Linked DNA regions of Mus musculus: region 1 is linked to region 2. A link is a loop called in an ENCODE intact Hi-C map of the cell type or tissue named here. Cell type or tissue: heart. All regions are shown on one strand. Links, peaks and the distances in the headings refer to the core of each region. The heading gives the core; the rest is flanking DNA. Region 1 holds the start of Med17 (mediator complex subunit 17). Region 2 holds the start of Cep295 (centrosomal protein 295).

The links. A loop is a pair of places that touch in the nucleus more often than their neighbours do. Peaks named below come from ENCODE experiments on the same cell type or tissue, not always from the same donor. Only the 100,000 strongest peaks of a DNase experiment are listed, where the experiment ranks them.
Region 1: it touches region 2 in a loop (6-fold over the local background); 1 of 42 quality-filtered maps calls a loop at or near these places.

What each region holds. Positions count from the first base shown.
Region 1 is chr9:15,277,275-15,285,871 of GRCm38, forward strand. Med17 (mediator complex subunit 17) reads right to left here and starts at 2,632. Exons shown (of 12, transcript NM_144933.2): 1 at 2,276-2,632; 2 at 283-449. The coding sequence starts at 2,519. It overlaps 4931406C07Rik (RIKEN cDNA 4931406C07 gene), which reads right to left. Exons shown (of 9, transcript NM_001199485.1): 9 at 6,063-7,717. The coding sequence ends at 7,544. In heart, for the core only: a CTCF peak has its summit at 2,630; a DNase peak (open chromatin) is centred at 2,687; H3K4me3 peaks cover 2,182 bases; H3K27ac peaks cover 1,642 bases.
Region 2 is chr9:15,354,031-15,362,670 of GRCm38, forward strand. Cep295 (centrosomal protein 295) reads right to left here and starts at 3,758. Exons shown (of 27, transcript NM_176976.4): 1 at 3,596-3,758; 2 at 576-706. The coding sequence starts at 3,713. In heart, for the core only: a CTCF peak has its summit at 3,750; a DNase peak (open chromatin) is centred at 3,761; H3K4me3 peaks cover 1,847 bases; H3K27ac peaks cover 1,469 bases.

The DNA.
Region 1 (8,597 bases), core at 1-5,000, 78 kb before region 2:
TAACACTAATGATACTTTATTATGTGTACATGTGTGTATGAGCATATGAAGGGGTCAGAGGGGTGTCAGATCTCCTAGAGCTGGACTTACAGGCATGTTTAAGATGCCTGATGTGGGTACTACGAATCGTCATCTGCAACAACAATGTGTTCTTAATCACTGGGCCATTGCTCTAGCTTGTGGATTTAATTTTTCAACAAAGTAAAAGGGAACAAGATGCATACAACCAAATACTGGTCCTGGGACTTAAAGAAAAGATGTTCAGTTAAAAGGCACATGTACCTGTTTGGGAGGAAGAGCATCCTGAGAGACGGGGTCCAGAGTCATGAACTTTTTGTCCCTGACAATACTGAGGACATCATAGAGAACACACATCTCTGTAAGGGCACTTCGCAAATTGTTCCTCACAGAGTCCCAAGGCCACAAAGAAGGTTGGAATTTTACCAACCCTGAAAAACAGAAAAGAAAAGCAGAAACACATGTGTACTGGTTACACTGACTACAGAACAGAAGGTGGCTCTTTTAGAGGTTTAAAAGCGTGAAAAGGAGAAATGAGCTCTCCTCCAAACCACCTCTCCTTTACTTCCTTCTCATACGCTTTCTTCAACTGTTAACACTTAAGACTCCTCTTATGGCAAAACAAATGCCAGTCTAATTTCCACAGGCCAAAGCTGTCATCATATCTCAAGTAGGCACTCGAATCTTTCTAAACCTAGGGCTTCATTCATCCCAGATAAGCACTAAACTATATCCCCCATCCCCACAAAAGCCTTTAAAATAACCTGTTTCCTTCCAACATTTAGAACTTGAACTTCCAACATTCCTGAACTATAAAACAACAGGCAAAGCCCCAAATGGCCTACAACACCAGCATTACCATTGGCTGCACGAATAGACCTTCCCCCCACCCCACCCCCCCACCCCTGAGACAGGGTTTTGGGATTAAAGGCATGAGCCAACACTGCTCAGCTATACCTTTCTTTTAACCAATTTTTTTGTTTCGTTTTTGTTTTTGTTTCTCTGTGTAGCCCTGGCTGTCCCGGAACTCACTTTGTAGACCAGGCTGGCCTTGACCTCAGAAATCGGCCTGTCTCTCTGCCTCCCGAGTGCCCGGCTTCTTTTAATCAATTTTTAATAAATGCTCACTCTAAGGAGTTCATGATAAAGGATCAGGGAGTGAAAGTCAAAAGTTTTCTTTTAATCTTAGGCCTAACTCTCCTCCCTCCTGAGACATATCTCAACCCAGCATACAGGAACTAGTCACTCTTTCACACACCACAAGATATTTGGAAGCCAGGAGGCATGCCATTTAAGCCTGTCCCTTAATAGACAGGTCAAATGTTCCTAATGACATCAGTACTGGATCTTAATACATACCTGTGCTCTATAGTTCTTTCTGTGGGTGGGGGATTTCATGGATCAAATGTGATACACATTTAGAATTTTGCATTTAAAACTACTGAGCTGGCATGCCTTTCCAACACTGGATAATGACAATGTTGGGCTTGTTTAAGATTTAAAAAAAAAAAAAAAAAAAAAGATTTATTTATTTATTTAATGGATGTAAGTACAATGACGCTGTCTTCAGACACACCAGAAAGAAGGGGGCATCGGATTCCATTACAGATGGTTGTGAACCACCATGTGGTTGCTGGAAATTCAACTCAGGACCTCTGGAAGAGCAATCAGTACTCTTAACTGCTGGGCCATCTCTTCAGTCCCAGGTGTTTTAACTTTCTGTCAAATTTATGAAAACTACATTTAAATTTTTCTTTATTTATTGAGATGGTGTCTATTTGCTCATGTTTTTCATTAATCTGACTGCCTCTGCCTGGCGAATTACCACACTAAACACGAACATCCTCACTTAAACCGATTCTGTCACATCACTAAATCGAAAACTGTGGTTTCAAATTTTGGTTTTTTTTGATAATAAGGAGAATCCAAAGTCTAGTCTGGTTGCTTCTCCAAACTCCCCCTCTTCAGTTTTGTTTTCTTGTAATTCATTCACCTCAAAGTTTCAGTGGTCATTTTAAGTATCACCTGTTTCCACCTAAAATCACCCCCAAAAGCTTTCAGCTGTTCTTTATTAAAAAAAAAAAAAAAAAAAAAAAAAAAAGCGAATGCCTCTTCTCCTGGCCTGAACAGGACCCCGAGTCCCGACCGGGTCGGCCTTCCCACTGCTGTCAATACTTCTCAAGGCCACCCACCACAAAACACAGTTTACCCTAGGGGAGACCCTGGGATAGAACCAGCAACGAGGGCGAAGCCTCACCCTCCTCGTCGTCCTGGTCGGCTCCCGCGCCCCCCCAGTCCGGCGCATCGCCGTCAGGCCCTGCCGCCTCCTCCTCCTCAGAGCCAGAGCCCTGGCTGAAGTCGATGCGCTGTGCCAGGCGCGCCAGGTTCTGCGACATGGACAGCGGCTGCAGGTACGTCTCGGTGCCATCAAGGCCCACCTCCTGCACCTGCTTCTCGCAGGCCGACTCGATGCTGATGCGCACGGCTCGCACGCCCGACATGCTGGCGGCGGCCTGAGGGCGACTCGCCGGAGACTCAGAGTACAGCACCGACACGGAAGGCTGGAACAAGCTTCCCGCAAGCCCGACGCGGCGGCCGGGAGGAAGCAAACTACCCACTGCTGCCCCACAATCCTCCGCGCAGCGTCTCGCGGAACACTATGAGCATGCGCGAAGGGCCAGCTGCCCGGACATTTCCTGTAGGTTGCACGTGAGAGCCAGGAACTTCCGGCTGACCGGGCTCAGCCGCTGCAGTGCAAGTGGAGTGGGCTGGGTTTATGTAGATACGCTGGGCGTTGTAGTTTGTTTGTTTGTTTGTTTGTTTGTTTAATTGGTTGCTTGGTTTTTGAAATAGCTTTCTTGCTGGCCTGATTAATTTGTTGATTAGTTATTGAGACACGCAGCTTTTTTGTTAGTTGGTTAGTTATTTGATTTTTGAGACACGCAGCACACACACCAGCACTCCCGCTGATTCGGTCTGGGAGCCCGTCCGTGGGATGAGTCCACTCACTTTCCGGGTAGGTTTTCACTTCCTAGTTAAACCTCTCTGGGAACATACTCCCAGAGGTGTTTCCCCTAGGTGACTTTACATTCGTGAAGTTAACGATGAAGACGTACGTAAGGGCTTTACATTTATGTAAGCACTCACAAAGACTGTCGACGGTAGTTAACTATAATTCGCAGCTGTTTGAGTCTCTCTGTTGATGGAGCTGCCTCCAGCAAAGAAGACCGAGTCAAACAGCTAGCAGGACTACCATCCAAACTGCACCAGCTGTCTTAAACACTCCAAGAACACTCAGATATGCCTACACGAAAGATTGCAACTGATTGTCCTGGCCCAGTAAGCACAGCTTGGGCCAGGGCTTTGTGCAGACCTGTGACTGGTGGCTTAATGATAAATGGAGGACTATGCTATCTCTCCAGACATGCAGCCACCCTTACACGCATACACTCACACATTCACAGACATGTACACATATAAACAAAAGACACCGGTGTTTAGCCAAACAAATGGCTGTGATTGGCCCAAATACCCCGTCTTGGGTTGTATGAGCAGGCTACTCCTCAGGTGGTCCACCAAGAGGCACTCTCCTTTCCTCATGGTGTTAGGATGTCATGTCCAGCAATGTCTTTCACTGAGTGGCCTTTCTTACTTTCAGCCTGCAGGCTGCACCAGAAAAAGCAAGGAACATTAGCTGGTTGGCAACAGTGCCCCACAGCTTGATAGGTACTAACCCCTATACTTCTGTCCAGCCATTTCGTTTTCTGTTTGTTTGTTTTAAGAGTTTCTCTGTGTAGCCCTGGCTGTCTTGGAACTCACTCTGTAGACTAGGCTGGCCTTTGATACCACTTTGAGTCTAATCTTGGGCTCCTGAACAACCTTGCCTTGTCTAGAAATCATTTGTCAAGTCCTTGGGCCCTGGCTTCCCACAATGAAGTGTAGATGGAGGCGTTAGCATAGCTGTCTGACAGCTGAAGAATCTATAGCCTGCAGAAGCCTCTGACTTACTATTGACAATGTCCACAGGCCTGTATCCCGCTGGTAGTGCTGGTGCAGCCACTAAAGCTTTGGAGATTCCATCTCCTGGAGGAGATGCTTCCTGGGTGACCCTAGTTGGGCCCAGTGTTTAGAGTCGGAACAGCCCACCAGGTGCCCTGGCTCTCAAACACTTCTCTACAGTGCACCTCTCACCCTGCCCCCCAACACTGTCACCACTCATTGCTGTCTGACACGGAGGAGAACAAGCTTGCCTACCCAGGGTTTCCATCAGGGCAGAGCAGAGAGCACTTAGCCAGTTGAACACTGAAGAGTACCAATTCTTTCACTTGGCAGTCCAATGTCTGCAGGTAAACGTGTGTCTCCGTGTGTCTGTTCTTCCCATGCACGTGTAGGTGCCATGGAATTGCTGGCGCTGTAGTTACAGTCAGTTGGGAGCTGCCTGATGTGGGAGGCAGGGAATAGACTTGGGTCCTCTGGAAGACCTGCAAGCACTGCAGAGCCATCTTCCCAACTCCTGAGTCTACTTCTGATGCTTGACTGCAGGCGGCCTTTAATCCTACATTTGATAAATCAAGAGCACTCGAATGCTCCATTGATGTCTGGGGGAAATTCAAAGCTCGTGCAGGAACTAGTAAAGCCAGTCTCTCCTTATTTTGTCAGGCCATTTTTTTCAGACAGGCCTAGTAGCTCTCCTGATCTCTCTAGAAACCTTCCTTACATCATGATTAGCACCTTGTAGGTATGTGATTTCATTAGTCTTGATATTTGAATCAAACAAGGAAGTGAGTCCATCCTGTCAGTGTGGGACTCCACATGGAAAGAGAATTCTGTTTATGTTCCACCCCTGCTGTATTTCTCTTCATATAATATTTGTTTGGTTTCTTCAACTAAACATATCCCAGAAACTAGTGACATATCTAACATGATCACCCACCCAAAAATATTTACTGTGTGCTTATTTTGGCACTGTGCTCCAATGGTGAATTAATACCTCTCTCAGCTCCAGAGCGCAGGGTAAGTGAGAGGAGAGAATACTAGTTCTAAGCTGGGGTGACAAGTGGATCAAGCCCTTGTTGCACAAGGGTGAAGGTTGGAGTGGCAGCTCATATGCATTCCCAGTGCTCAAGGAGGTAAAGACAGGACCACACTGACTGACTAGCCTCCCTGAGTCAGCAAAGCTCAGTGTTTAAGGTGGAGGGAAATCAGATACTGAGCAGAACCTCTGGCTTCCATGTGCATGTGCACTCATGCTGTGGACATGCAAGCATGTAGCACGTACACACATATGGCCTTTCCCAGCCTTGAACATCTGCCATGACAAGCCTTATCAACCTGGACAGAGACATCTGTTTTGGCTGCAGTTGCAGGTTCCCATGGGAACTTTGATGTTTTGGCTGTTTGCGTTGACCTTGCTGCTACAACATACTCCATCTGAAGAAGGGGATTTTGTGTTTTTTTCCTTTATACATGCAAAGCTTATTGTTAAACTTTGAACCTTGATCAGAACCTTTGTATTGGCTTCATCCTTCTCTCGCCCTCTTACCTTATTTCCAGGCCCCCCTTTCAGGTAAACCCAGTTTGCCCATGGTTGCTGGATGGCTACACATACACATATAAAAAATAGTAATATTGTTTTTTAAAGATATATATATGTGTGTGTGTGTGTGTATTTGAGTACACTGTAGCTGTCTTCAGACACACCAGAAGAGGGTATCAGATCCCATTACAGATGGTTATGAACCACCATGTGGTTGCTGGGAATTGAACTCAGGACCTCTGAAAGAGCAGTCAGTGCTCTTAACCGCTAAGCAGTCTTTCCAGCCCAGTAATATTGTTTTTGTTGAAGTAAGATATTCAAAGAAACTATCAGCTGATCAGCTGGGCAGTGGTGGCGCACGCCTTTATTCCTAGTATCTGGGAGGCAGAGGCAGGCAGATCTCAAGTTCAAGACCAATCTGGTCTACAGAGTGAGTTCCAGGATGGCCAGAACTACACAGAGAAACTCTTGTCTCAATAAACAAACAAATGAAAGAAAAGAAAAAAAAAACAGTATTAAGTGATTTTATTCAGTTTCACCTCAAAAATCATGTTTAATTAAAAATAACACTATTATTAAAAATAATACAAGACATGTGCATTACAAAGTAAAGAATCAGAAAACGTTTAGGGCTTAGTTCTAAAGAGTTCCTAGACCCACATCTTATTGCCATTGGGAAGGTTGGAAAGTTGATTTCTGGCTAATGATCATCACAGGTTCTATGACACAGAACAGCAAGGAGTTTTCTAACCATCATCACCATATGCTAGCCATCAGCGCTCAGTAATAGTGTAATATCCTTTGAAAAGCACAAAAAGATTCCTTGAATGTAGTCACTTTGGGAAGAGGAATAAACAGGTCTCTGGATTCCCACCCCTCCCCCACCATCCTGCAGAATTCATGCTGGGTCCTGGCATGAGGTTCAGGTTTAAATAGAAGGCACGAGGTATACCTAACTAAGCAGATCAAGCTGTGGTCCTGCCCACCACTGTTGTCTGGGTTCCTGTTTGTCCTGAGAGGTACGTGACATCTTTCCAGAAGACAAGTTCCTCCTCTGGCTGGCACCAGGCTTCAGCCTTTTCCTTCTCCTGCCATGAAATTCCTGAGGGAATTCCAATTTCTTGTGGTTCACTGTCTCAACAGTCTATATAGCCAAAGAAAGGGCACAAAAGTGTCTCTTTAAGACACCACATAATAAGAGGGTAGTTTTATATCTCATGATGGGGAGTGGCCATGTTAGGTGTTGTGTTTTGTTGCTGTTTCTTTTCTTTCTTATCTTGCAAACAGTATTACGAAGGTACAAACTGTTGGGTAGAGACCTAATTCAGGCGGAGCCTGGCTCATCAATGCTACTAACATCTGTGGAAGGCAACTGCAGACTTCTGAGTGTGGGTAGTCCTGAGTGCTGAGAACGTAGTGCACTGATTTCCACAGTGGGCTTTTAAAACTCAGTGCAAAGATCCCACACTGTTGTGTCTAATACTCCCTTAGCCCTTGTGAGATGAACTTGAAAAATTTAGTAATGCCACCCAAATGTAAGTTATTCCTAGATAGCAGGAATAATGGAAGGTCCCTGTCCATATTCATATCTGTGGTATGAAGAGAAGGTAGACTTTGCTGGGCTATAAAGACAGAAGATTGGTTTACTAAAGTGAGCATCTCAATTAGCTATCTATGTTCCCAATACGCTCCCCTCACATGAAGATGTTAAATAATATGGTAATATGAGTGTCATATGTCCACATCCTTGCATTTCAAATGCCATAAAAATAGTGTTTGTGTAGTGATTAATTTTATTAGCTGTGCTGGGGATTAAGGTAGGGCCTTGGCTGCTTGCTAGGGAATGCCTCTCTCTCTCTCTCTCTCTTCCTCTTCCTCTCTTTCTCCCCGCCCCCCCCCCCGCCCCTCTCTGGTCCTCTACTGTATTTTTGAATTACTATCAGCTGCTGGGTTAGTAACTTAACCTTAGCTAACCATTACACAGCTGCTTTAATCTCTCCCAAAGGCATGGGTCTCTTTGGGCTGATCAATGCGATAGAGGAACTGTGCAGGTGAGAAGTATCCAAGGTACTCCACTGTGTCTGGGGTCGTATCGTAGTGGTAGTGTCCACCTTCTCCATGATGACTGAAGAAATGTGTGTGCTCCAGTCGCAAATCAAGTCCCTAGGACAGCAGGCAGTCTGTTAGTATGGATTCAAATCATTTTGAATATAGTGTATTGAAGGGGAAGGAGAGAAGCCTTTTGGTACTTTTTCTTAAAGGTTTTCTTTATGGCAGGAACTTATTGTGGCTGAGACTAGCTTTGAACTCCCAGTCTTCCCACTGTATCTTCTGAGTGACAGATCACAGGATCTACCCCTAAACCTGTAATTCAATGTTTTGTAGTGCTGGTTGGTCCTTGACTCCAAGGCCTCATGCATGCTAAGCAAGGGCTCTATCACTGAGCTACATCTGCAGTTGACCAGTTTTTAAGTAAGCAATGGAGTCACACTAAGGAAAAGCAAGGATGCTGGTGGGTACAGTCAGTGCAATCACTAGAGTGCACTGCCCTCTTTTCTTTCTTCAAGGCAGCAGATATGAGCACCTTCCTTCATGTCCTTCCAGGAAGACTTTCACCATTTTTATTCAAACTGTAGCTTTCTACACTGTTCTGCATATTGCTTATTCAAAAATTACCAATATAGGACGTTGGAGAGGTGGCTCAGTAGTTAGGAGCACTGACTGAATTCCCAGAAGATCCATGTGCAATTCTCAGCCCAACATGGCAGCTCACAGCCATCTCTAACTCCAGTTCCAGGGGATCTGACACCCTCTTCTGGCCTCCAGGGGTACTGCTGTGTCATTCTGCTCAGGGCCTCACTGTGTCAATGGACACATTTCTAGTATTTCTACTACTATAGAATGTTGTCCTTGGTAGCCATTTAACTGATCACTGTGGAGCCTCGGAAAGATAAGATCTTAGCAGTCACTGGCTTAAAAGATCCCCCAGTCAGGACTTTGGTAGATGCGCTCTGAATTAGCCCAGAGCCCTTTTTTTCTGGCA
Region 2 (8,640 bases), core at 1,633-6,632:
CATAAGGTAAGTGTTGAGGCATGGATCTTGCTGACACAAGATCAAGTAAGTCAGCCCTCCTGAGCGGAGGGAGGGCTCATGAGACCCCACCCTCACTACAGAGCTATTGGGAGCTGACAGCTGCTGGGGGACAGTTCTCTTCAGCAATATGGTCCCACAGTAAACTGCCCATGCTCCAATGGATGGCACAATGCAAAAGCAGGAAGAATTAAACGAACTTTGGGTTATTTAAAAAAAAAAGACTGAAATAGGGAAAATATGAAAGTTGGAGAGAAAATGGAGAAGAGAGGGGTGAATAATGATCTAGATATAGTCTATCCACATATGCAATTATCAAAGAATAAAACAATTCTAAAAAATAGATAGTTAAATAACTGATTTCCAATACTTGAGTTAAGCAATATCTTTCAATTCTTCTCAAATCTACTTACCAGCTTATTTTTCAAATATAAATAAGCAAGAACCAGGACTCTTTCAAGGACAGAAAAAGCTTGTAAATGAACTTTGTTTATAACAATCTAATCCAAAATATATGAATGTTTTAAGGAAGACAAAAAACTCCAAGTAAATGATACCTGCAGCAATCTTAGTTTTCGTCTTCTTTCATAATCTTCCTTCAAAATGAAGGCTTCTTCACTAGGGCTCAATCTCAGCTTTGTATTCATTCCCTTTCTTTTCATTTCTGAGTATGTTAAATATAAAGGATCTGAATTGAGGAGAAATAAACAGATGAGTGCCTATGAAATATATTACTGAAATATGGTAACAAAATGATTTTAAAACTTCATGTTAATATTTTCAATATTTAAAGGGTAATCTATATTTACTGTATACAGGTAAACTAAGTCCAACTTAGTTATAGTTCTGAATCTGCTCTTTAGTTCACTGGTTGTCAGTTGGATGAGGAAAATGAAGAGTGGGGAGAACTCACAGATTCGCCCCCATCTATACCTGACTGACAATAGTTCAGACCTTTTTTCCCTGTCTTGGCATTTCCATACTTTATTAAGCACTTAAAAGATGTATTGGCATCAAACAAATGTTTTCACAAGTACAACTTAACACTGATAACCTGTACCTAATAAAAATAAAAAGGTAACTTTAGGGGTCCCTGGGTTGCTGTACATAATTTGATCTCTTAGCACCATTAAATCTCATGGAATATTATCAATTCCATGGGCTTCGTTTAAAATATCCCTCAACAATTACAAACATGTTGTATTAGTTAGGGTTCTATTGTTTCAATAAAACACCATGACCAAAAGCAACTTGGGAATAAAGGGTTTATTTCAGCTTGTATATCACAGTCCATCAGTAAGGGAAGTCAGGGCAGGAACTCAAATGGCAGAAACATGGAAGCAAGGAGCTGATACAGAGGATCTGTCTGCATGGTAATGTGCTGGTCATTGGCTCACTCCAACTACTTTCTTATCCCATCCAGCATGACCTGCCCAAGGACGGCACCGCATACAATAGGTCTGGCCCTTCCACATTAATAATTTATCAAGAAATTGTATTACAGATATGACTATAGGCAGATGTTATGTAAGCATGTTTTAATTGAATGTTCTCTCAGTGACTCTAACCTGTGTCAAGGAGATATAAAAGTTAACAGGATACTTTTTTTTGGATGACCATTTTTAAAAATCCCTATGGGATAATTATAATGGCTTAAGTACTTAGATTCCTGGGTCTCCTCTTCTATTGCTAAGGCTGGGTGCTGCTGATATCCCCCTTAGACCTTCCTCCTGTCTCTGCAGTGCTGGGATGGAACTCCAGGCTTTGCACATACATGCTCATGTTTCCACTGCACTACAATCCCACTCCTCTTCTCTAGAACTTAAGAGTTTTCTTTAACATGCTCCTATCTAGAGGAATGTGCTCTGTGAAAACTGGTGTCATTTGAAACTCTTTCCAAGTAATTCTGCTATCAACCTGTTCCTAGCACAGCATGCCACGATCTTAACTGAGATGAGTGCACATCTCCCTGGTCTCTTTACAGTGATGAGGCAGGCAAATGTATTACTGGATATTTACTGCTAGCTTGAGCTCAGATGCTGCTAAGGAGCTGTCCTCTATGAATGACCTTCACATATGCATCTCACCTAGACTAGAGACTATTTATATTCATATAGGGATAGCTTTTCCTTTAGCTTTTCATTATTACTCGTCTTTTGTAGACAGGGTCTTAATAACTGAGTGATAGTAGCTATAGTTTTAAAAACTCTTAATGCTCAAATATAACAACTTAAAAATACTGTTTCAATGAGCTGCTTGGGTCACCTGGTAGAAACTACACCCCCACCCCCTTTTTTTTTCTTTTTTTGAGACAGGGTTTCTCTGTATAGCCCTGGCTGTCCTGGAACTCACTCTGTAGACTAGGCTGGCCTCAAACTCAGAAATCCGCCTGCCTCTGCCTCCCGAGTGCTGGGATTAAAGGCGTGCGCCACCATGCCCAGCTTGAAACCATTCCTTTTCACAGAGAATTCTTTATCACAATTGTGGTCAGGACAAGTATGATCTTATTCATCACCTCATCTCTTTTGTCTAAAAAACTGTCTTGCATCTTATAAATAATTCAGCGTGGACTGAACGAGAAAGTGACTAATCCATATACAGTACTACATGGCAGACCCAGTCATGACTTCATCGAAGAACAAATGTCAAACAGTAGTAATTGCTTGAATTGAAAACCTTTTCCGCACTCGGGAGGCAGAGGCAGGTGGATTTCTGAGTTTGAGGCCAGCCTGGTCTACAGAGTGAGTTCCAGGACAGCCAGGGCTACACAGAGAAACCCTGTCTCGGAAAACAAAACAAAACAAAAAAAGCCTTTTCCAATACACTCCACTGAATTCTTAAGAAAATACTCCTGAGGATGGTTGAGGCTCCAAGAGAGGAACATTTTAAGTTGTCCTCCATAGGAGACAAGTATTCCTCCTGCATCTATTAAGTAGAATCCTGTTACCTGGCTTGTTCACTAGTCATTTCTACCCATGTGGACTCTTCAAGTTCTGTGTTTTAAGTGTCCAATAATGATGGACACAGTAGGGCTTATCTTGATAGATTTCCTTCTAAGGATTAGGCAGTATCTGACACACAGTAACCAAAAAATTAATAGATGTGGATGCAAGAGCCATTCATTAGCAAAAGGCAGAAGCCAAGTTTCAAATCCCTTGGGCCTTGTTAACTTTATTCCGTGTAAGGGGGTAATAGCCACCACACGTGGCTGTACTATATGTACGTGTGGCTTAATTACTACCCAACCGCCGAACACATTCTAATGTAAGACTGACGACAACCATTCGCTGCTGTAGGGTTTATTGCCTAGGCTGGTCTTGAACACGAGGCATTTCTCCTGCCTCAGCACTGCCTTGCATGTGCTGGGATTACAGGGTGAACTAACACTCTCGAATGAGACTGCCATTTTTTTCATAGCTTGAGTGTAGGAAGAGTACCAGAAGAGCTACGGGTGGCGGATGCCTCAGAAAGGCCGAGCTCTCTGTAGGGCCGGCCTCGGGGCGGTTTAAAGGGCCGGAAGGTTCGCCAGCCTGCTCGCGGCCAGCCAGAAGAACCCTGGCGGGCCTCCGTCACTCACCTGACAGCGTGTGTGGTCTGGCCTCACGACACACAGGCACCCGCACCCGGCCGGCTACCCAGCAGCCGTTTGGGTACCTGCGGGACAGCCATGACCCGGCTCTCGTCACTTCCGTCATTCAAACGGCCCGCCAATGGCGGGATCGGACGGCGGGAACCAGCTTAGGACCGCCTCCGCAGGGGCCGCCCGGAAGGCCGCGCCGTGCCAAGCCCCCGCCCACCTCCAGCTCGGCGCACGCGCAGCCCCGCCCACGTGCACGCACGCACGCACGCACGCGCAGCTTGCGCAACGGGCCATTATCCCTCTCAACTGTCAGGGTCTTGTCCCACTTGCTCTGTGGTGTTTTGTCGCCGGCAGTCAATCCTGGGTCGGGTTCAGAACATGAAGGAGGATGTGTGGAATCGGCGGAAGACTTGGACCAGGAAGTGCAGTTCACATACTATACTCTGACACCGAGACAACTCAGACTACCTTTATTTATACATCTAGTTTTCCACGTCTCTTTTAAGAACTTCCTATGTTCAACCAAGTGCACACTGTACTTCCTTCTCAGTCGCCACGGTTTCCTGCTAACCCATGAACAGTATCAAGAAAGATGAAATATAGATTGAGCACGTGGCTAATATCTAACCCAGCACATTGATACATAACCAATTGAGGATACAGTACAGAGAGGCGATAAACTACATACCCGAGAAATTCTGATTTAATTATTGACACCTAGCCTGTCCCCTTAGGAAATCTCATTCCTCTAGTGCCCAGGGCAAATTAGTAAACCGAGTCAGTTGCTCATCCTTGCTTGGTGTAACCTCTGAATATTCCTGTTAAGTCTTGGAACCAACAATCCAGAAAGACCTTCTTAAGCTTTTAATACCCATGTAACTATTGTTTGGAACAGCACTGTAGGGCAAATTGTTGGAACTAAGTAACCATAAGGAGAGAACATCTGGATGTTAGCTGGTGTACACAGACTAGGCCCTCTTGTTGACCAACCGCATCATTATTAACAAACACAGGAGTAGTGGTCTATTCCACTTTCATGGCCTCAGAGACAAATAGGAATGAATCACAGTCCAAACTTTCTGATTCTAGAGAAACATCTGTCACAAACAAAGTAAAAGCAAATACTTCCAATAACAAAGTCAAACACACAAATGCAAGGCAAAAGCGAACCAAGCATTCCTTGGGGAAAGGCCAGGAGATTCTGTTCCAATATCCCATAGGTCTTTGCCATGTGGGGACCCAACTCCTCAGGCCTTGCCATAAGGAGATCCATCTGCATTAAACTCATGCACCATTCCCAGCAGAGGCATGTTCACTTGGTCGCAAGTCTGGAAGAAGAGGTGTAGCAAGCACTTTTGGTTCAGTTGCCTGACACCCCTCTGTCATTTGCTGACCTGATGACTGGACAGCTCTACCCAGCTGGCGTCTTGGGCAGAAAGTACTCAAGTGGAAATCTGAGCTTGAGACATGTTCTGTTTTGAATAGGAAACCAGGAGGGATCAGAGCAAGCTCAGTAGGGTGAGAGAGTGTCAGCCTATACATTGTGGGGGAACACTCTCATAGAAGCAGGGGGATGGAGGATGAGATAGGGGTTTTCGGGGGTGGGAGGACTGGGAAAGGAGATAACATTGGAAATTTAAAGAAAATATTCAATAAAAATAAAATTTTTAAAAAATTGCCGCATTTTATTGGTTATATACGAGGGCCAGCCCAATTCAAGTTAGGAGGAAGTTATCTCTATGAGAGATGCTGTGGGCAGCTTAATCCACTGTGGTGTCCTTAGTTATACTTGGCCTGCCCTCTTCCCATGGTCCATGGAGACCCAACGATTAAGGCATGTGAAGGCAGTTTGCATATTTTTTAAAAGTATAAGATTATCTGCTTAGGCTTCTTTCTTAAGAACTTTGCCGTTTGATACAGACCCAGCACCCCAGGTCACAGAGGTATGGCCAAGACCAGGCCATTGCAACCCTCTAGCTCGCTTGCTATTGTGATGGGCATATGACCTAAAGTGGGTAAACCACAGTATTTTGCAGTAATTGTTCTTGGAATCAATAAAAATGAACACGTTCTTTTTTTAGTTCAAACTAGAATATGAATCTGAGAATCAGGTGACAACACAAGCTGATCTGAAAGCACAAGTGTGACATACACCAGAGAGCACAAAGAGGTAACTCTGTGTACACCTGTTCACTTGTATTTTCTGACAGGAACTCTGAATTTAAGATGCTTTCAATATGGAGTTCTGTGTTTTCTAAATTAAAAGAGGCTGAAGTTTTGTTTGTGAGACTTGATCTCACTGAATGCTCTGGAACTTGACATAAAGATAGGCTGACCTTGAACTCACAGAGATCCTCTGCCTCTATGTTCCTAATGCTGTGATTAAAGGCATGTGCCATCCTGACTTGTGAGGCTATAGATTTATCTCTGTAGACATGATATCTGGTATCATGGGGGATAAAACAAAGTAATGTTTAATACGTTGGCTCTAGAGTCCAACTTTTTGGTTGTAAATTTCTAGTTTACCAACTCTGACTCTGTGCTAATTCCTGAACTTCCCCTAGAAGTCAGTTTTATCAACTCAGATGTAGTAAAACTGTTCCAAAGGTGGCTGTGAGATTTAAAGCTGTTAGGACAATGCCTGGCACAAAGTACATGACATGTGCTACTTTCTACATTTTGATTTTTAATACATTCTTTCATAAATCTTGTTTTGGAGACAGGGTCTCTCTATGTGGTCCTGGCTGTCTTGAAACTTGCTGTGTAGACAAAGCTGGCCTTGAACTCACAGAGATCTGCCTCCCTCTGCCATCTGAGTGCTGGGATTAAAGGCATGGCCACCACATCCCATAATACTTTGTTTTTGACTGAAGAAAACTGAAAATGGACTTTTAAATATGTGTTTTAAGACTCTGGTTTTGATTTTAATTATGTCTTTGAACTTTAGAGATGTAGAGAAGGTAGATATGCTTAGATTCTAATGTTGTCCACCCATTGGGAATGAGTGTGTGTGTGTGTGTCTTTGAACACAAGTGTGCACATGCATATGTGTGTGCACATGTTTGGAAGTCAGAGGTTAGTGCCAGATGTTTTTTTCTATGACTCTTCATCTTGTCTTTTGTAACAAAGTCTTTCACTGATCCCAGAGCTAGATTGAGTGGTAGTAAGACTAACAGATCTTAAGGGATATACCTGTCTCCAAACATCCACTCCCTGTACCCACAACACCACCATGCCTTGTTTTTACATGTGTGCTGTGGATATGAACATAGTTACTCAGAGATACTTTATTCATTGGACCATTTACCTGGCCTTGGAGTAAACAATCACTGCTGGTCAGAGGAAGCATTGTGACATTAGTGTGGCTAGTTTTTGTGTTTGTTGCTTCTCTTAAGAATATAGCTGAAGTCAAGTCAGCTTGGAGCATTGGTTACTTTAGCATCATGTGGCCACAGAACCTGGAAGGCACAACTTAATGGAGGGAAGAAAGATTTATTCTACCTTACAGTTTTAGAGGTCTTCAGTCCATCCCAGCAGAGAAAACAAGAAGCAGTTCCTATCTTGGTGGACAGGAAGAAGAGAGAGTAAAATGGGAACAAGTCCAGGATGATATTCTCTCAAGGTCAATGATCAACACCTTCAAACGAGGCCCCACTATCAAAAGTTCCCAGCTAGCACCACCACGTAGAGTGCAAGCTCTGCCAGGCTGACACCGAGGAGACAATGCATTCAAGTCACAGCACAAGTTTCACATACAAGAGAATGAAGAGATAGCTTCATAGCTCTGAGTTCACTTTAATCTCTTACCATATCTGGGGAAAACCCCTAACATTTAAGTGGGGGGAGTCCTCAGAGTCTTATGTATAAAATCAAAAGAGTGTCCTGTGGTGTGCACTCCTGTAATCGTGGCACTCAGGACTCAGAGGCAGGAGAATCACCACAAGTTTGAAGTAGTCTAAGGTACATAGCCAGTTCCTGGCCAACTAAGGATGTGCAGTGAGATGCCTATTCATCAAACAACTAAAAAAAAAAGAAAAAAAAGAAAAGAAAAGAATATCTTTCAGGAACAGAAGCAGCCTGCCACTCTGGCTCTCCAGATATTAGCACCACAAGTGGCAGTTCAATGGTGGTGAGACTGGATATGCAAGAAAAGATGGGCTTAGACACTTCCAAACTACAAGTACCATTTCAAAGCCATGGCACAGGGCCTTTACTCAAGGAAGAAATGAGAAGCATGAGCTAGAGAGATGGCTCAGCAGTTAAGAGCACTTGCTCTTCTTGCAGAGAACCCAGGTTCCATTCCCAGCACCCACGTGGTGGTTCCCAACCATTCCTAACTCCAGTTCCCCCTTCTGACCTCTGCAGGCTCCATGGATACATGTGCTACAGATACAAAATGTAGACAAAACACATAAATTAAAAAAAAATGAGAACCACTTTTCCATCATTTAAGTCTCTTTGGCGTATCATTCCTATGACATGCATTAAGACCATTGATTCTAAGCTGTTGGGTACATGCTTACAAAGACAGGGAAGTCTAGACAAAAAAAGGAAAAAGATAATTTACAACCTAGAAGAGTATACAGTCAAATGGGGCTGAGTAGAGTCAGCATTAGTTTTGCTGCTGGATTCAGGTGTATGAACACTTGCTTTAGCTGAAAGTACCTTCTCTGAAGCTCTCGGGGATAAAAGTATGAACTTTTGCTGAACACACCTGCGCCAGAAATTCCCATGCCATCTAACAGCATCCGTAAAGGCAACATTTTAAAGTCTCGAGCCGTGAGGCTGGAGAGATGGCTCAGTGGTTTTCATCATTTGTTGTCCATAGTGAAGTTCAGGCTTCCATATCCAGCTTTCACTCACAGGGTGTCTCTCAGCCGTCTGTAAGTCTAGCTCCAGGTGATCCAACACTCTCTTCTGGCTTCAGTGGAACACACATCCCTGCAAGCAAAATATCCATACATATAAAATAAATAAATAAATAAATAAATAAATAAAAATACGCTCAAACTGTAAATCCAAATAGACTGCAACCATCTTAT